2 separate regions of the Homo sapiens genome follow, and region 1 is linked to region 2. Evidence: chromatin loops called from intact Hi-C (ENCODE). Cell type or tissue: mesothelial cell of epicardium. All regions are shown on one strand. Links, peaks and the distances in the headings refer to the core of each region. The heading gives the core; the rest is flanking DNA. Region 1 overlaps ADAMTS9-AS2 (ADAMTS9 antisense RNA 2). Region 2 overlaps LOC105377127 (a long non-coding RNA gene).

The links. Hi-C counts contacts between places; a loop is a spot of excess contacts. Peaks named below come from ENCODE experiments on the same cell type or tissue, not always from the same donor. Only the 100,000 strongest peaks of a DNase experiment are listed, where the experiment ranks them.
Region 1: a loop joins it to region 2, with 23 times the contacts of the local background. A loop is called at or near these places in 4 of 110 quality-filtered maps.

What each region holds. Positions count from the first base shown.
Region 1 is chr3:64,885,435-64,893,904 of GRCh38, forward strand. All of the region lies in intron 4 of ADAMTS9-AS2 (ADAMTS9 antisense RNA 2), which reads left to right. All of the region lies in intron 2 of LOC105377124 (a long non-coding RNA gene), which reads right to left. Among named protein-coding and RNA genes, the nearest start is that of ADAMTS9, 200 kb to the left of the region's middle. In mesothelial cell of epicardium, for the core only: no CTCF peak of the experiment used is centred there; a DNase peak (open chromatin) is centred at 4,768.
Region 2 is chr3:65,157,856-65,166,325 of GRCh38, forward strand. LOC105377127 (a long non-coding RNA gene) reads right to left here. Exons shown (of 4, transcript XR_001740736.1): 2 at 7,882-8,056; 3 at 7,584-7,748; 4 at 3,772-3,858. Among named protein-coding and RNA genes, the nearest start is that of LINC02040, 13 kb to the right of the region's middle. In mesothelial cell of epicardium, for the core only: no CTCF peak of the experiment used is centred there; no DNase peak of the experiment used is centred there.

The DNA of each region.
Region 1 (8,470 bases), core at 3,340-5,839, 270 kb before region 2:
TTCAATAATTAAAAGAATTAAAAATATTTATTTAAAAAATGCACACACATACACACACACCACCATTTCTCTTATTCTATTATTATTTTTTATTATACTTTAATAATGTGCACAACGTGCAGGTTTTTTACATATGTATACATGGGCCATGTTGGTATGCTGCACCCATTAACTTGTCATTTACATTAGGTATTTCTCCTAATGCTATCCTTCCCTGCTCCCCCAACCCCAAGACAGGCCCTGGTGTGTGATGTTCCCCACCCCGTGTCCAAGTGTTCTCATTGTTCAGTTCCCACCTATGAGTGAGAATATGCAGCGTTTTGTTTTCTGTCCTTGCGATAGTTTGCTCAGAATGATGGTTTCCAGCTTCATCCATGTCCCTAAAAAGGACATGAACTTATCCTTTTTTATGGCTGCATAGTATTCCATGGTGTATATATGCCACATTTTCTTAATCCAGTCTATCATTGATGGACATTTGGGTTGGTTCCAAGTCTTTGCTATTGTGAATAGTGCCGCAAGAAACATACCTGTGCATGGGTCTTCATAGCAGCTTGATTTATAATCCTTTGGGTATATACCCAGCAATGGGATTGCTGGGTCAAATGGGATTTCTAGTTCTAGATCTTTGAGGAATCACCACACTGTCTTCCACAATGGTTGAACTAGTTTACAGTCGTGGGTGGGATTTTTAATATCAAGTTTGTAATGGTGACTAGTAGGATTTACTGGATAAATACTTCTTTGACCATAAATTTTGTTTAACCTCTCCCTGATGTACAGTCCAAGCTAAATGTTGCTGGGTTTTGTTTTTTGTTTAACCATTGTTTTCTGTTAGTTTACTGTTAGTATGTCTCAGACATGGAGGTCAGGTGATTGAATACAAGAACCAAATAGAGTTTTTATTCTTGCCCTTAGATGATAGCCAGTGTTGAGACTTTGTTAAACCTCTTGTTTCACTTAGTTGAAAGTACTTTATACAAAAAAAGCAAGAGGAGCCAAATCTGTTGAGAAAGTAGAAAATATGACTTGGCTTCTAATGGTTCCCCTCAGCCCAAACAGTCACAGGCATCTCTCATTTTTGTTTCTACAAATGTTTATATAGGTAGCAACTATCAGTATCCTCTTGCTCATAGTAAGTTATTTGATGGTGCAGACTCTATCACCGTATCTTCAAAAGTGGCTGACTAGGGAATGCACACAGTATGAATCGTATTCTCTGATAATGTCTGTGGATATATTTGACTGATTTGCCTCTTAGATGATGAAGTCTGATGTCTCCATGGAAATTCCATTTGAGAGAGATTTAAAAATTAAACATCATGAATATTAAGCAGTGCTGCCTGGAAGTTCAGCTCCAAGTGACTTAATCACTTTGTCTGCAGTTTTCCTTAAAGAAGCCATTGTTTGAACTAGGAAGGCATTTGTTTTTCTAAATAGAAAAAATTAAAAGCTAAATATCAATACTGTGTGAAACAATCCCTTGACATGTTGAATTGTAATGTTCTTAAAAAAAATTCACCCTACCAAGGCCACCTTTAGAAAACAAGATTATTTCTTAGTGGCATCTCTCTGCTTTCAGGAACATTGCATTAGAGTTTCCAAAGAATGCATGGCCCATGCAGGTTGATTTGCATTAAGTCCATTTTGCTGGCCGGGCGCGGTGGCTCAAGCCTGTAATCCCAGCACTTTGGGAGGCCAAGACGGGCGGCTCACGAGGTCAGGAGATCAAGACCACCCTGGCTAACACGGTGAAACCCTGTCTCTACTAAAAATACAAAAAAAATTAGCCGGGCGTGGTGGCAGGCACCTGTAGTCCCAGCTACTCGGGAGGCTGAGGCAGGAGAATGGCATGAACTTGGGAGGCGGAGCGTGCAGTGAGCTGAGATTGTGCCACTGCACTCCAGCCTGGGCGACAGAGCGAGACTCCGTCTCAAAACAAAAAAAACGTCCATTTTGCTGTTCTTGGCGCTTTGTCAGAAAAGAGAATCATAGGTCATAAAAAATCCCATTCAAAATTAGGAAGACCATTCCAATAATTGGGATAAAAATAACAATGTAGTAGGGGCAAAGATACTAAGAAAAATTATCCCAAACTTGGAAATAAAGCAAAAAGATTACTGTGAGCCCCTTCAAAGTGATATTACTAACTATGCTAATTAGCCCACCTAAACAGATACAAAACAAACACCATAATAGACAATCTGAAAGGCTAGTGAAAAAAATATTTGGATTACTGAATATTTTCATACTTTGTAACACAAGTAAGACAGAAAAATCTCAAAGGCTAATGAAAAAATTATTTGGATTACTGAATATTCACACACTTTGTAAATATTAAGAGAGTAAGAGAGTCAAAACCAGGACCAGTACTAGAAGCTGTGAGTTGCCTATTTCATTAGCCAGACCACCTTTAATTGAGTTCCTTGTGGTAATTCAATAACTAGGCCACATTGGATCAAGTCCAAAGCCAGGAGGTCTTGTACCAATTTCTGCCCTATGGTAGATAGTGAGGCTTCCCACCTATAATCTAAGCATAGTATATCAGTTAGTTAGAATACAATTAACTAAAGACATCGCTAGCTAATAGTGAGGCTTCCCACCTATAATCTAAGCATAATATGTTAATTTAGCTAATGCAATTAACTAAAGACATCGCTAGCTAATAAACATGTAAAAGCAATAACATTACGTGTATTTAGCATTTTAGAGTTTGGAAGTAATTTCTCACAAGTCTTAGTACCCCAACTTTGGAAGGGAGGCACTATTACCTTCATTTTATAAATAAGGATGAAGATGCCTGGGGAGGTCAAGAATTACTTGGTCTATAAAGTTCAAAGCTGGGAATGGAACTCAAGTCTTTTGTGAGTTGTAAGCAAGGCTGTGTGGTCAAACACAGCTACAGTTTAGTTATGATTTCAACACTTACTGGTTGAGTAACCTTGGTAAGTCAGTTCACTTTTCTGAACTCAGTTTCTTCATCTTTAATAAAGGGAAAACACTATTACTAAGTCAGTGTTGATTTTTAAAAAGCATTAAAATAGATCATTCACTTAAAACACTTATCACATTGTCTGGCTCACAGTAAGCACTCAATAAATCTTAGCTGTATACGAAAAGAAAATGAAATGACAGTACAAAGTTGATTTCAAAAGATTCCCTCAACATATTCAAGGGGAGATACTGAAACTACTTAATGTAGTTCAATGCCCAATTCCCAAAAAGATAAATTATATTAAGAACGCAAGTGAAAATTAGTATGGTATATGATGTTACATAGAAATATACAGTTCATCATGTTTACTCTGATTAATAAGGCAGGAAGGTGAATGAACATATCAGAAAGCTTCTGAACAACAGCATTGGGGCAATAAACTTATTTCTAGTTAGTCTTCAGTTAGCCTGAAAATCAGTAGACATTTTGGTTTATATATGTTACATATGTTTCTACAGTTTTTTTTAAGAACAGGGGCTTAAAAATAATTAAAAGAGTGAAATTTCAAGATTATTTGAGAGCAACCAGGATTCCCTTTTCTGGAGCCTCTACTAGTAGTGATTCACAGTAACATTTACTTGACCTTCCAGTAAAGGCTTCAGTTTATTTAGGGAAATGAGAAAGACGGGAACATTAAAGAAATCATAGAGTCACAGAGGCTGCCAGGGTTGGCAAAATGATTCCAAACTCAGCAGCCTTGTGCCTTAAGCCCCTTTCAAAAAACAGGCTCCTGGCAAATCCAGGGCAGACCACCAAGCTATTTGCAGGCAAGTTTTACAGCGCAAAGCAGGCCAAACTTAACTGTTAGAACCATGATGCTCAAGTGGCATTGAAAAGGCGGTACTGAAAGGAGTCCTTAGGAGCTAGCAGTGATGGGCTTTTAATTTAGGGAAGGTAAGAATGCACTGATACAGCTGGAAACACAGTAGCAGTACATTTTCCTAAGATAAAATTCACCTATGTCACTTTCTGAGTAAGACATAACAGGGACCAGCAGAGGATTCTCAATTTTGTTTTCTTTTTAAATTATTTTTATTTTTTTTGAGACAGGGTCTTGCTCTGTCACCCAGGCTGGAGTGTAGTGGTGCAATCACAGGCTCACTGCAGCCCCAACTTCCTGGGCTCAAGCCATTCTCCCACCTCAGTCTCCCGAGTAGCTGGGACCACAGGTGTGTGCCACCATGCCTGGCTAATTTTTTTTTTTTTTTTCATTTTTCTTAGAGACAAGGTCTCACTATGTTGCCTAGCCTGATCTTGAACTTCTGGGCTCAAGCGATTCTCCTGCCTTGGCCTCTCAAAGTGCTGGGATTACATTCATAAGCCACCATGCTCAGCCTTTTTTATTTTTTAAAATCTTCATCATTTTATAAATAGTTCCTCAAAACAAATCAACAAAAATCCCTCTTGCATTGCCTTATTATAAAGACAATGTATTTCCTTCCTTTTTTTAAAAAAAAAAAAGTTTACATGAGCCTATTTCCTTAAAAAAGATCTTTTTGGGAACTTCATTGATAAGCAATGAAAACCCAGTGACCTATTTATCCTGGAATCTCATTACCAGAAGCCCTTTCCAGCCATTACTAATATTAATATTATTAAACGTCAACATTTCAGAACAGTTTATTCTGGGTTGTCTGCGATGGAGAAAGGGATGAGAACCATTTTCAAGGGCTTTTCTCGTGACATTTGCTCCTCTGCTCCCGGAGAGAACACGTCAGCTCCCTCCATCCACAGCTGCACATGCGTCTGCTCTGATTGCAGTACCCGGGGAATGCGTCCTCAGCCCTCAGAGGGACCACCAGTGTTATCTCAGACCTGGCAACGAGCCACCAGCGGGCAACAGTTTTTAAACAGATTGGTTCCTTCCTGGTCCTCACAGCAAAGAAAAATAAGGGTTGATTGAAGAAACTGTAGGAGAACAAAAGGTGTCAGGAAAAGGCCCCTAAACTTGGAAATCAGGCAGAAAGATTACTGTGAGCCTTTCAAAGTCATACTAACTATTCTAACAAGCCACATAAGGGTCATATGACTCTCTCAGGCTGCGCTGTTCTTTATGGTAGCCACTAGTCATTTGTGGCTCTTTAAACCTGAATTAATCAAAATTAAATAAAATTAATTTAGTTCCTCAGTCATTCTAGCCACACATCAAGGGCTCAATGCCTACATGAAGCTGGTGGCTATCACATTAGGAAGCACAGCTAGAGAACATTTCCGTCATTGCAGAAAGTTCTGTTGGACAGCTGCTCTAAAGGAAGGGAAGGTTCCCTTAAAATTGACTATTAATTACAGCTCAGACTCTGTAAAGTTAGACTTTAACTGGTTGAAGGCTGTTAATTGCAAATGACTTTTGTTCTCTAGAGATGTAAATCACTTTTATCCAGAAGGAAAGATAGCCCTACAGGTTACTCTTTTTCTTTTTCTTTTTTTGCCTTAAAGGAAATTAACCAATTTTGCATCTAAATTTGCAACCTTGTTCCAGGATTTTTAACTGACTAAATATATATCAGTTTTTTATATCTTCCTTTAAACCAGCTTTGTCATCATGCTGTGTCCTCTCTTCCTTGCTACTGAGTTAAAGAAATCCTTGACATGTGCTCACCATATATGTGAGAGGATCATGTTTCTAACTTTTTAAAAATTATACTCTGACAAAGGGATTGAACAGATGCACCTGGTAGGAATTTGATTTAAATAGGTTCTAAATTCAATATTGGGCAGATTGTTCTCTTGGCAAAATTTATATAAGTGCTTCTTGGCTTTTCCAACAACTCAGCAGTATGGCACAGAGATTGAGTCCAGACTTTGAAAAGCTGGGTCAAGGTCCACAGAGGCTACTGTCAGGATGATACACAAGAAAGTAGTAGAAACAAACTAAAAGAGAAAGAGTGGAGGGGGGTGGAAACTTTTCTTTCTCTTTTTTTTTTTTTTTTTTTTTTTTTTTTTTTTCCGAGATGGAGTTTCACTCTTGTTGCCCAGGCTGGAGCGCAATGGTGTGATCTCAGCTCACTGCAACCTCTGCCTCCCGGGTTCAAGTGATTCTCCAGCCTCAGCCTCCCAACTAGCTGGGATTACAGGCATGCGCCTTCATGGCTGGCTAATTTTGTATTTTTAGTAGAGACCGGGTTTCTCCATGTTGGTCAGGCTGGTCTGGAACTCCCGACCTCAGGTGATCTGCCCGCCTCGGCCTCCCAAAGTGCTGGGATTACAGGCGTGAGCCACCACGCCCTGCATCTATTTTGTATAATACTATATAGCTTCATTTTTTAAAGTAATGAGCCCACAGAAATACATAAAGTAAAAATAAAAGTTGCATATACAGAGAGGCAACTTAGTATTGTGACTAAGAAGATTTTGACAACACACATAACACGATTAAAGTCAACACTCTACCACTTACTAGCTGTGGGATCTTAAGTTATCTGATTTCTTTGAACCTCAGTTTCCTCATCTATAAAATAAAAATCATAACAACTAGATTATAGGGCAGTTGTGATGACGAAATTAGATAATGTCTGGCACATAGTAAGGACTGGATCAATACCAGTTATTCTTGTTATCACTTCAGGAAACCTAGAATTCCATAAAGTAATTCATTGAAAAGGCAACATCTAACATCTCCCATCTGATTTTGAAAATTCATAAGAATTTTGCATTCTCCTCCACGCTTTCATTTTAATTTGTACATAATTTCCTCCCAAATGCATCCAGTAAAGATGTGCCATATTTATATTGACTTTACCTATTCTTAAGCCCAGGGTATCATCAGAAGTACACATACCCTAGACAGGAAAGTATGGCATCCGTGATAGATGTTAGGTTATAGGTTCAATTTTTCTGAAATGAAACTTATTTTAGTTGACTTTGAAGAATCAAGAACATCAAATAAGATACAGAGAAACATATACATACCAGTACCAGTAACACCACCACCACCACCACTACCGAAACAATGACCAGACACTACCTAAAACTTAGCAGAATTTGCCATTTTGAAAAATTATTGCTGGTAAAGGGAAAGAGGAAAGAAAAAGAATTTCAAGAGAAAGTGAAAGAGGCTAGGATGGGGGCAGAGGAGTTGTTTTCTCTGCCTTCTAGAATACATAATTTAAAGCAATTTGACTGTTAGTATATAGAAGATCCCAGAGAAGGGAAGTTCATAAGCAAATGCCTCTCCAAAGAACCCAAAGCAGCCCTGAGAGATTCTCTAGGAGAATCCCTCTCCCAGGCCCAGCCCCCAAGGGGCATATAACCAAGGTTCTGCTGCTTTGCCGATGGTAGTGTGGAGATACCATTATGTGTGCCTGTAGATTTCTCAAGAAGTTAGGATAGGAGGAGAAACCAGCAAATAGTAAATCTTTTAGTCCCATATACTTGTCACTGACTCCCATTACTCAGAAGGAAGTCCAAGCTCAACAGGTCTGACGAGTCCCACCTGGATTCTGGCATTCAAATGTCATAAGTGCTCTACCTTGTTCTCTCTGGACTCTGGCATTCAAATGATGTCATAAGTGCTCTCCATCTTTTCAGCAGACCCTCCTCCTGGCAGGGAATGCTTGCATTGGACATAGTTAGCTACCACACAGAAAGAGCTCACCCTCTACCTGTGTCTATGCAGCCATATCCATCCAGCACAGGACACTGATTGGCTCATCTTGAAACGCACCCCTAACAATGAGCCAATCACCACAGTCATGGGAATCAAATACTTTCATTGGCTAGTCTGGGTCACATGACCACCCCTGGGGCCAATAGTTGAAATCAAGCACATCTGAACCAAAGGAACTGACCATGATTTCCACAGTATGAAGGAGGAATTGTGCCCCTAAAAGATGCCGGGCAGTCTTGGTTCCGAAGAGAATGGAAAAAACTATTATGTATGAATGTACATAACAGCATTAGTCACAATAGCCAAAAGGTAAAACAATGCAAATGTCCATCAATTGATGAATTATGGCATATTTATACAATGGAATATTGTTCAACCATTAAAAGGAATGAAGTACTGAATCTATAACATGCTTGAACCTTGAAAACATTATGCTATATGAAAGTAGCCAGTCACAAGAGGCTACGTATTCTTTGTCCACTTATATGAAATGTTAGACTAGGCTAATGCATAGAAACAGGAAATAGTGATTGCGAGGGGCTTGGAGGAGAGGGAATGAAGAGTAATGGTTAATGGGTATGGAGCTGCTTTTTGGGATGATGAAAACGTTCTAGAATTCAATAGTGGTGACAGTTGCACAATTCGGTGAATATTCTAAAAACCACTGAACCTGTATTTAAAAGGGTAAATTTTAGGGCATGTGAATTATATCTTATCTCAATAAAGCAAAAATACCATTGCTCCAACACTAATGTCTTCACCAGGTGAAGTGGTGGGGCTGAATAGTGCTGGCATTACCACTAGATGGAATGAGAGCTAATGGTAAATTCGTAGCAAGTATTAAGTGAAAGAATTTTTGCTAAAATAGT
Region 2 (8,470 bases), core at 3,640-6,139:
AATAAACAAAGATGTTTACCTGGAAAGGAACAGACTAGACCAACAAAAACCTCAACAGAATTGTTCAGGTTTAAAGCCATCTCCATTGCCAAAAGGCTCAATCTTTTGTTGATTGTCATCTTTTATTGTGACATTAGCTAGAAGAGTCAGAGGGGTTTGTGTGTGTGTGTTTGGTGGTGGCGGTGGGGGCGGGGGGTAGGTTGTTGTTTTTTACAAGGAGAGATCAATCTCTTTTTAACCATTCTCCATCTTAAGAAAAAAAGATTGCTTAAACTCTGAGAGGTATAGGATTTATTTAGGATGCCAGGGAGACAGATTTTAACTCGCTTAATCACAGTGAAATCTCACAATCTAAAATAATTACCAGTACTTGGCAGACAAACTATTATCTGTTGTAGATAATCAGTAGAGAGAACCAGGCTAGATGGTTAAGAATCTAAGACAGGCTTTTTGTTGTTGATCAAGAGGAGAATCATCAGGCCTGAATTATTCTCCCTAACTTCTTCTTTTTTTCTCTGCCAACCCAAGCTCAAAGTGAAATTACCACAGTATTTGTCTATATTTGTAGGTGAATCCCATCTCCATATGGTGTCTGTGAAGAAGTCTATTTATTTATCTAGATTATAACAGTGATATGTGATTAATATATTTTGTTTAATATATGTTTTCTGTGTGGCAAAAGAGTCTTGCTTTTTAAAAAATAAAAGAAATGGCCAGGTGCAGTGGCTCACGCCTGTAATCCCAGCACTTTGGGGGGCCAAGACAGGCGGATCATCTGAGGTCAAAAATTCCAGACCAGCCTGGCCAACATGGCGAAACCCTGTCTCTACTAAAAATACAAAAATTAGCCAGGTGTGGTGGCGGGTGCCTGTAATCTCAGCTACTCAGGAGTCTGAGGCAGGATAATAGCTTGAACCCAGGAGGCCAAGGCTGCAGGGAGCTGAGATCGTGCCACTGCACTCCAGCCTGGGCGACAGAGCGAGACTCTGCCTCAAAATAAATAAATAAACAAATAAATAAAATAACATAAAACAAAAAAGTAGTGAGTTCTGCTGAGTCATTCATCCACAAAGTCCTGAGAACAGCAATTGAGAACAGCTGGGGGAATGCCTTCATCTTTTTTTTTTTTTTTTCATTTAATAACGGCTTTGTTGAGATATAATGCACATACCATAAAATCCATCTTGTTAAAGTATACAATTCTGTGTTTTCAGCATATTCACAAAGGTGTGCAACATCACCACTATCTAATTCCAGAATATTGTCATTATCCCAAAAAGAATCCCCATGCCTGTTAGCAGCCATTCCCCACCTCCTCCTTCATCCAGCCCCTAGCAACAACTAACCCATCTCTGTCTCTATAAATTAGCCGATTCTGGACAATTCATATAAATGGAATGCTACAATATGCAGCCTTTTATGAAGGACTCCTTTCCCTTATTCAAGGTTCATCCATGTTGTAGAAGATAGAAGTATTTACTTCTTTGTTTGGCTAAGTAATACTATTGTATGTTCATACCATATTTTGTGTATCCATTCATCAATTGAGGGACATTTGTGTTGTTTCCACCTTTTGGCTGTTATTAATTCTATGAACATTCATGCAAAAGTTTTTATGTGAACATATGTTTTTAATTCTTTAGGGTCTATACCTAAAGTTGGAATTTCTGGGTCATATGGTACCTCTATCTTGAATTTGTGAGGAACTTCCAAACTGTCCTCAAAATGGTTGTACCATTTTGCATTCCCACCAGCAATGTATGAGAGTTCCAATTTCTCCACATCCTCACAACACTTGTTATTTTTGTCTTTTTGATATAGCCATCCTAATAAATGTGAAATGATATCTCATGTGGCATTGACGTACATTTCCCTAATGAATAATGATGTGGAACATCTTTTAATGTGCTTATTGGCTATTTATATATCGTTTTTGGAGGAAGATCTATTCAAATCCTTTTTCCATTTTTAAATTAGATGTTTCTTTTTATTGTTGAGTTGTAAAAAGTTCTTTAAATATTCTAGATACTAGACCCTTATCACATATGTGATTTGAAAATATATTCTCCATTATCTGGGTTGTCTTTTAATTTTATTGATGGTGTCCTTTGAAGCATAAAAGTTTTTAATTTTGATGGCATCCAATTTCTTTTTCTGTTGCTTATGCCATTGGTGTTATTTCTAAGAAACCATATCTAATCCAATGTCACAAAAAATTAATTTTGGTTCTTACATTTAAATTTATGATCTGTTGCAAATTAATTTTTGTATATCATGTGAAGTAGGGAGAACAACTTCATTCTATTGCATGTGGGTATCCAGTTGTCTCAGCATCATTTGATGAAAAGACTGCTTTTCTTATTAAATTGGCACTCTTGGCAAAAATCAATTAATTATAAATGCTAGGGTTTTTTCCTAGGCTTTTAATTCTACATTATTCATGTACTTGTCTTGTTTGTCTATCTTTATGGCAGTACTATATCATCTCGATTAATATAAATTCATAGGAAGATTCGAAATCAGAAAGTGCAAAGCCTACAACTTCATTCTGCTTTTTCAAGATTGGTTTGGTTATTCTGGGCCCCTTGCATTTCCACATGAACTTCAGGATTTGCTTTTCCATTTATGCAAAGAAGGGCAGCTTGGATTTGAAAGAGACTGCATTGAATATGTAGACCAATTTGGGGAGTATTGCCATTTTAACAGTATTAATTCTTACAATCTATAAACATGGAATGTCTTCCCACTTATTTAGGTATTTCTTAACTTCACTGAAATGGTTTTTAGTTTTCAGTGCCAAATCTCACAATTCTTTTGTGAAATTTATTCCTCCTAAGTATTTTATTCCTTTTTGTGCTATTGTAGAGAGAATTTCTTTCTTGATTTCATTTTCAATTTGTCCATTGCTGGTGTATATAACTGAGTTTTGTGTATTGATCTTGTGTCCTGCAACTTTACTGAACTTCTTTATTAACTCCAATAATTCTTTTGTGGATTCACTATGATTTTTTATATAGAATTTCTGTGGCTTTTTAGAGTCCCAGGAATATGTCAGAGCCCTTCAAAGACCCCTGCAAATGTCTCATTCCTCAGTTTTTCCATTTAAGTTTCTTGGTCAACCTCTCGTTAGCCCCAACTGGTAATGGCACCTCAGACAGCTGTAATATTAAACATTTGCTGCCAATTGTTTTCAACAAGTATCTTGAAGATAACACTATTCATACAGAGTGAGTTCTGAATCAAGTCAAATAAACACAAGCCCTGAGAATGGAGCTTTTCAGCAAGCTTTCAGACAAGCCAAATAGTGGAAATTCTCTGGGGATCAGGCTTTAGGAAAACTCCAAACCTATTTTTTCCCTTCCAGTGGCTGATAGGCTACTGGTTTTCACAGCAATCATAACTGTAATCCTGATGGTTTTCAAGGCTACTATGGCTGGGGAAGAGGAAAGAATTATAAATTTTAAAGTGCTATAAATCTAATTGTTCTTACAAAGTTTCAATTATTTTTCTTAAATAAACACTCCTCAGATTGTTGTAAGCCTTTAGTTATTTCTAGAGTTCTTCAAAAGTTGATTTTGACAGGTTTTTTGTTGGTTTGGTTGGTTGGTTTTATTTGTTTATTTGTTTGTTTGCAAGTGTTCTTATTTCTTCATTTCTTTTATGAAGAAGTGAATTTTCAGAGATCCTTAATCATTCTAGAAGTCAGCCCAATGCATTTATTTATTTATTTATTTATTTATTTATTTATTTATTGAGATTCTTACTGCAGAATTCCGAAAAGAGCAATCAAAGATAGAACTTGAGCCAGTAGAAAATGCACTTAATAAGAATTGGGCATTGATGGAGTAGTTGTCAATTCTAAAAAACAAAGAAAAATTAATTTGCCAATTTAAAGTACTTGAAATATTTTTAAGTGATGCAGCACATTCTTTATAAGTTTCTTTTCTATTTGCTTACTATCAATTAAGATCCAAATAGTATTGGAAGTAATGTCCTTAGAATACTAAGCATGCAAATCCATTATTACGTTTCTTCATGATACTCACTAGTGAGAGTGAGAAGGGGAGATTCCCTGTTTTTACTACTTTTTCTACGCCCAAAGGATGTCAACATAGCTGTGCTACCAAAGTGAGGCATGTTGTGGCAACTTCCAGAGATGAAGCAAGGTGCTGAGAAAAATTAAACTCTTTCATGCTTGCCCTAAAAACTTAACCCTTTAGTGTGATGTCAATATCTCAGGGATTCCCTCTAATTCACTGGAGGAAGAAAAAGTCTCACCAATATTATCAATAACATACATTATGCAGTATGGATTTTGTAGGGGCTAAGTTTTTTTTTTCTTGATAGCCCTTTCTATCCAACTTTCAAGGTTAAATCTAAAAATGTGTGTAAAGTGCTATATGAAATAGCAACGTTTCAATATAATTCTTATATTTCAGGATGTGTTACAGAGCAGCTGATGGCCCCCAGGGAATCTATCCTTATCACTTCCAAAATTGATTGGTGCTGTTAGCAGAAGGTAGCAGAAGTTATTTTCCTTCAGATATCTCCAAAGCACAGCACTTGCTCCTTCTATATTTATAACTTAGGCACCCTAATCAACAGCTGCTTCAATGTGATGGGAGCAAACCAAGATTCTCAGCTTAGATATGGGCAAGCTTTGAGACAGAATAAAAGCATACTATGTTCCTTTCCTTGATTCAGCTAATTGCTGAATGACATTTTAATAAGCATCTGAGGTAAGACAAACCTGCCATTTATATTAAGATCAGCTTTGAGCTGTAGACAAGAATTTGGACTATAGAATTCAGCAGGAACACCCAGATACCAAAGCTGCACAAAATGACAAAAAAAAAAAAAAACTGATCCTTGCATATCTTTGAAGTCCATAACCAAGGGACAGGAAAATTTTATCTACTTCCTATAAGAAAAGGCAGTTTCCAAGGGTGGAGCAAGGATAATTTCATGCTGTTAAAATTCTAATTAGAAATTCCTATTTGAAGACTCTGGTAGTTCTTTGCCATCCTTTTTCTGGACTAACATTTTAGATGCTTGGGTTGTGATCTTCCAGCAAACCTTATTTCAAGATAGGCCCTTTCATCTTTCAAGTGGCTTCGGGGCATCCTTCTCAGTGCCAAGATCACAGTTATCTATTGCACAAATGAGGCCAAATGAGGATGCCACTTGGCCTTCCTTTCACAAACATCTTTCCTGCCCATGAAAAAGCAACAAAGCAGTGAATGGTTCAATGGCATCTGAAGCATATAAATTGTAAATTTCCCCACACAAGGAAATCAATAGGTATTTTCAAAAAGTCAAAGAGTTTCCTTCTATACTAACAAGCTGAATCCACTGGGGGAAAGAAGTGTTGGAAGATCCCACTTCTGTGTTGAGTATGTTGTTATAGTCCCCTGGCTTGTTTTCCTACACAAAGATTGAATTCTGAGAGAAGACAATTTTCCTGTAAAACAAGCAATGCAGTCCTTAGCCAATGTGACCTTGAACCAGTCCAAGCTTTATTGGCTTTAATCTCCTTATATACAAATGGGAATAATAACAGTATCTGCCCCCAACAGATTGTAATGAGGCCTGAGTTCCTGTAAAATGCCTACCCTACTGCCTGGCTCCTAGTCAATGCCCAGTAAATGGTATCTCTGAAGTTAACAAGGTCTATATTGATGTTGGTGGTGACTGATGATGATAAGCTGATACTGAATATTAGCTGATATTGAAATTTAGCTCAGAATCTCCCTATTCTTCCGATCATGCCCTTTCTACATCCCTAACAATGTTTGTTCCTCAGCACTCAGTTAACTCAGATCCCACCCCCAGATAGAAATAGAATGCCACAGCTTAATAAGTTTGAATGTCTGCAATTTAAAGAGGACTACAAGAAAACAATGAATAAAGTACTCCACAGGGTGAGTTTAGGTGCCAGAGCATTTCTCCAGAGCAACTTTTTATGGGTAGCCAGGGAGGAAGAAATGAATGAGACCAAGTTAAAGTAGAAGAAACAGAGCTCAATTCAAAGCCCACCTGGATAGATGGTTTTGTGAGGTTGATTCCTGGATATCACTACAATGAACACCTTTGTTGGAAGAGCTGAGCCATGGAGACTTTTGCTAATGTTGGTTGATTAGATTATTACACAAAGCAGCATAGAAGGCAGCCTTCCCTCCTGCCCCTTTGCCCTCCTCCTCTTAATTTTGTAGATTGATTTGACCACTCATCAGTTAATTAAGATATTTATTCCCTGCACTAGGGTTACCCTACTTATCAGATGATAATAAAACTCATTTGAAAACTAAAGAGAAACATTTAATTCCAAGTCATATACAAAAGCGCATTTATAGATAGATATCTTGAGGAAAAGCAAGATCTGAACTTCTAAAATTTAAATTCCAAGGTTTGAGGGCAGGAGGGGTTATTTTTACTGTATTTCAAAGATGCAGGCATTCATGATTAAAATTTTTTTTTCTGATACATTAAAGAGGATTGATCTGGTAGAGGAATAATCATACAGAAGTTGAAGTCTAAAGTTCTGAATTCAAAGTCTGACTCTAATGAGCTCTGTTACCAGAGAAAGTCATTTAATTTCTCCATGCTCCGTTCTCTCACTTGTAAAATGAAAGTGCTTGATAGCCTATTTTCTTTTGTGCATGTACATTTTACAATCGTTATACATGTTCATCATTTTTTTAACACATGGGTATGTCAAGATAACAGCAAAGTTCTCCCTACTCATTACCCAACAGTCTCACTACTCAGAGGTAACTATAGTTAACTGTTTGTATACATTCATATATGTGAAGACATGAAGACATATATTTTACAGAAAAAATGATTCCACTATGTCAAACGTTGTGCAATTGCTTTTTTATTCCTAATAATATTTTCCTAAGCCTCATTTTAAGTGAGTTCAGGTAAATCTACTTTAAATACTACATAACATTACATTATGTCATGGTTTATTTAACTTTTCATTGATTTACAAATTTAGGTTATTTCTGTTTTCGTTTTTTAGCTGATGCAAATAAAGCAGCAATGAATTTTCTTGGGCAACTATCATGTGCACTTAGGCTCATATACCAGTTGACTGGATATCATAGAATGCTTCTGAGAAATTGATTTTTTTTTCTCTCCTAGACCATGGTTTTTGGTCTAAAAATGTGTATAGAAAGCTTCAGCAAGTGACTCAGAACACCATCTCTCTTGTCCTCTCTTTCTCTCTCTCTCAAAAAAACATGCAAATATGACATTATGACATTTTACTGCAAACCTGACAGAAACCCACATGAAAGCCTGCATAAGGGTTTTCAGAAAGTTTTATTTAATATTGTCAATAATGGCATACAGTTTAAACTGCCAAATCCCTCAGAACTTTAGAGAAATATTTAGAAATTGATGAATGTTAATAACAACAATGTAATGACATAGTCGGGGGTTGGGGGGGAGATGATAATTTGTTAAAGAAAAACATGCAGAGCTCAGCTGAGAAGAAAAATCCCCTTTTCTGACTGACACAACTGAGCAAAGAGAATCATTCAACTTCAAAGCCAAAACAAAAAAACTTAACTACTTACCATAATTTGGGAGTAAAGATTGACAGTTTGCAGCAAAAGTTAATCTCCTGATTCATGTTGAAGGCATTGACTCAATAGAGTACCATCATTTATAGTATTGCCTATGAGTTAATAAAATTTGCTATTGGAGAGTTTACAACTTCCTCTGTTTAAGAACAAAGGTTCCTTAAAAAAAAAAGAAGATGTAATTTTACTTATGCCTCTTTCAACTCAAACACTGCACAAGCGAACAACATATGGTAATTCAAACCAATAAAAGTTACTACAAAGAAAAGAATATGATGGATGGCCTGTTCACCTGTTTCTGAAGGTAGAGTATCATCAAGTTGGAGAAAAGGAAGTCAGGTAGAAATGGCATGACCACCATCTTATTTTCTTCCATCACTGCATTTATCCAACAATGCCCATTTACCGTACATGCACTTAATTTTTATTGTAACCATCCATATTCATCTCAGAGTGAGATGTATTTCCTAGGTGTGAGGGAAGATTTCCAAATTAATAAGTTATTTCTGCATCAAAATTCTCTGAAAGGATTATGAAGAGTGTGATGAGAAAAATCACACTTTCAACCCTAGTCTGAAACAGCACAATATATACTTTTGTTTTTTTTAAAGAAACTTCTTGTAAGGGGCCAAAACAATTAAAGAAACCATTCTGGGATGGTCAACTAGTCACCCCAAGCAGTTTCTTCTTTCTTTATAGCTGCATCTTTGAGACAGTTGTAGAATATGACAAATTAAAAGAGACCAGGGCTGATAGTTTCACAAAAATTACAGTTTCATAAAAATTATTAATGTAATTTTGAAATTATTTACATTAATGAACTCCAAAGGAAATCCTGAGTCTATAATAAGGACATATAACAAAAAAACTGAAAATGAAAT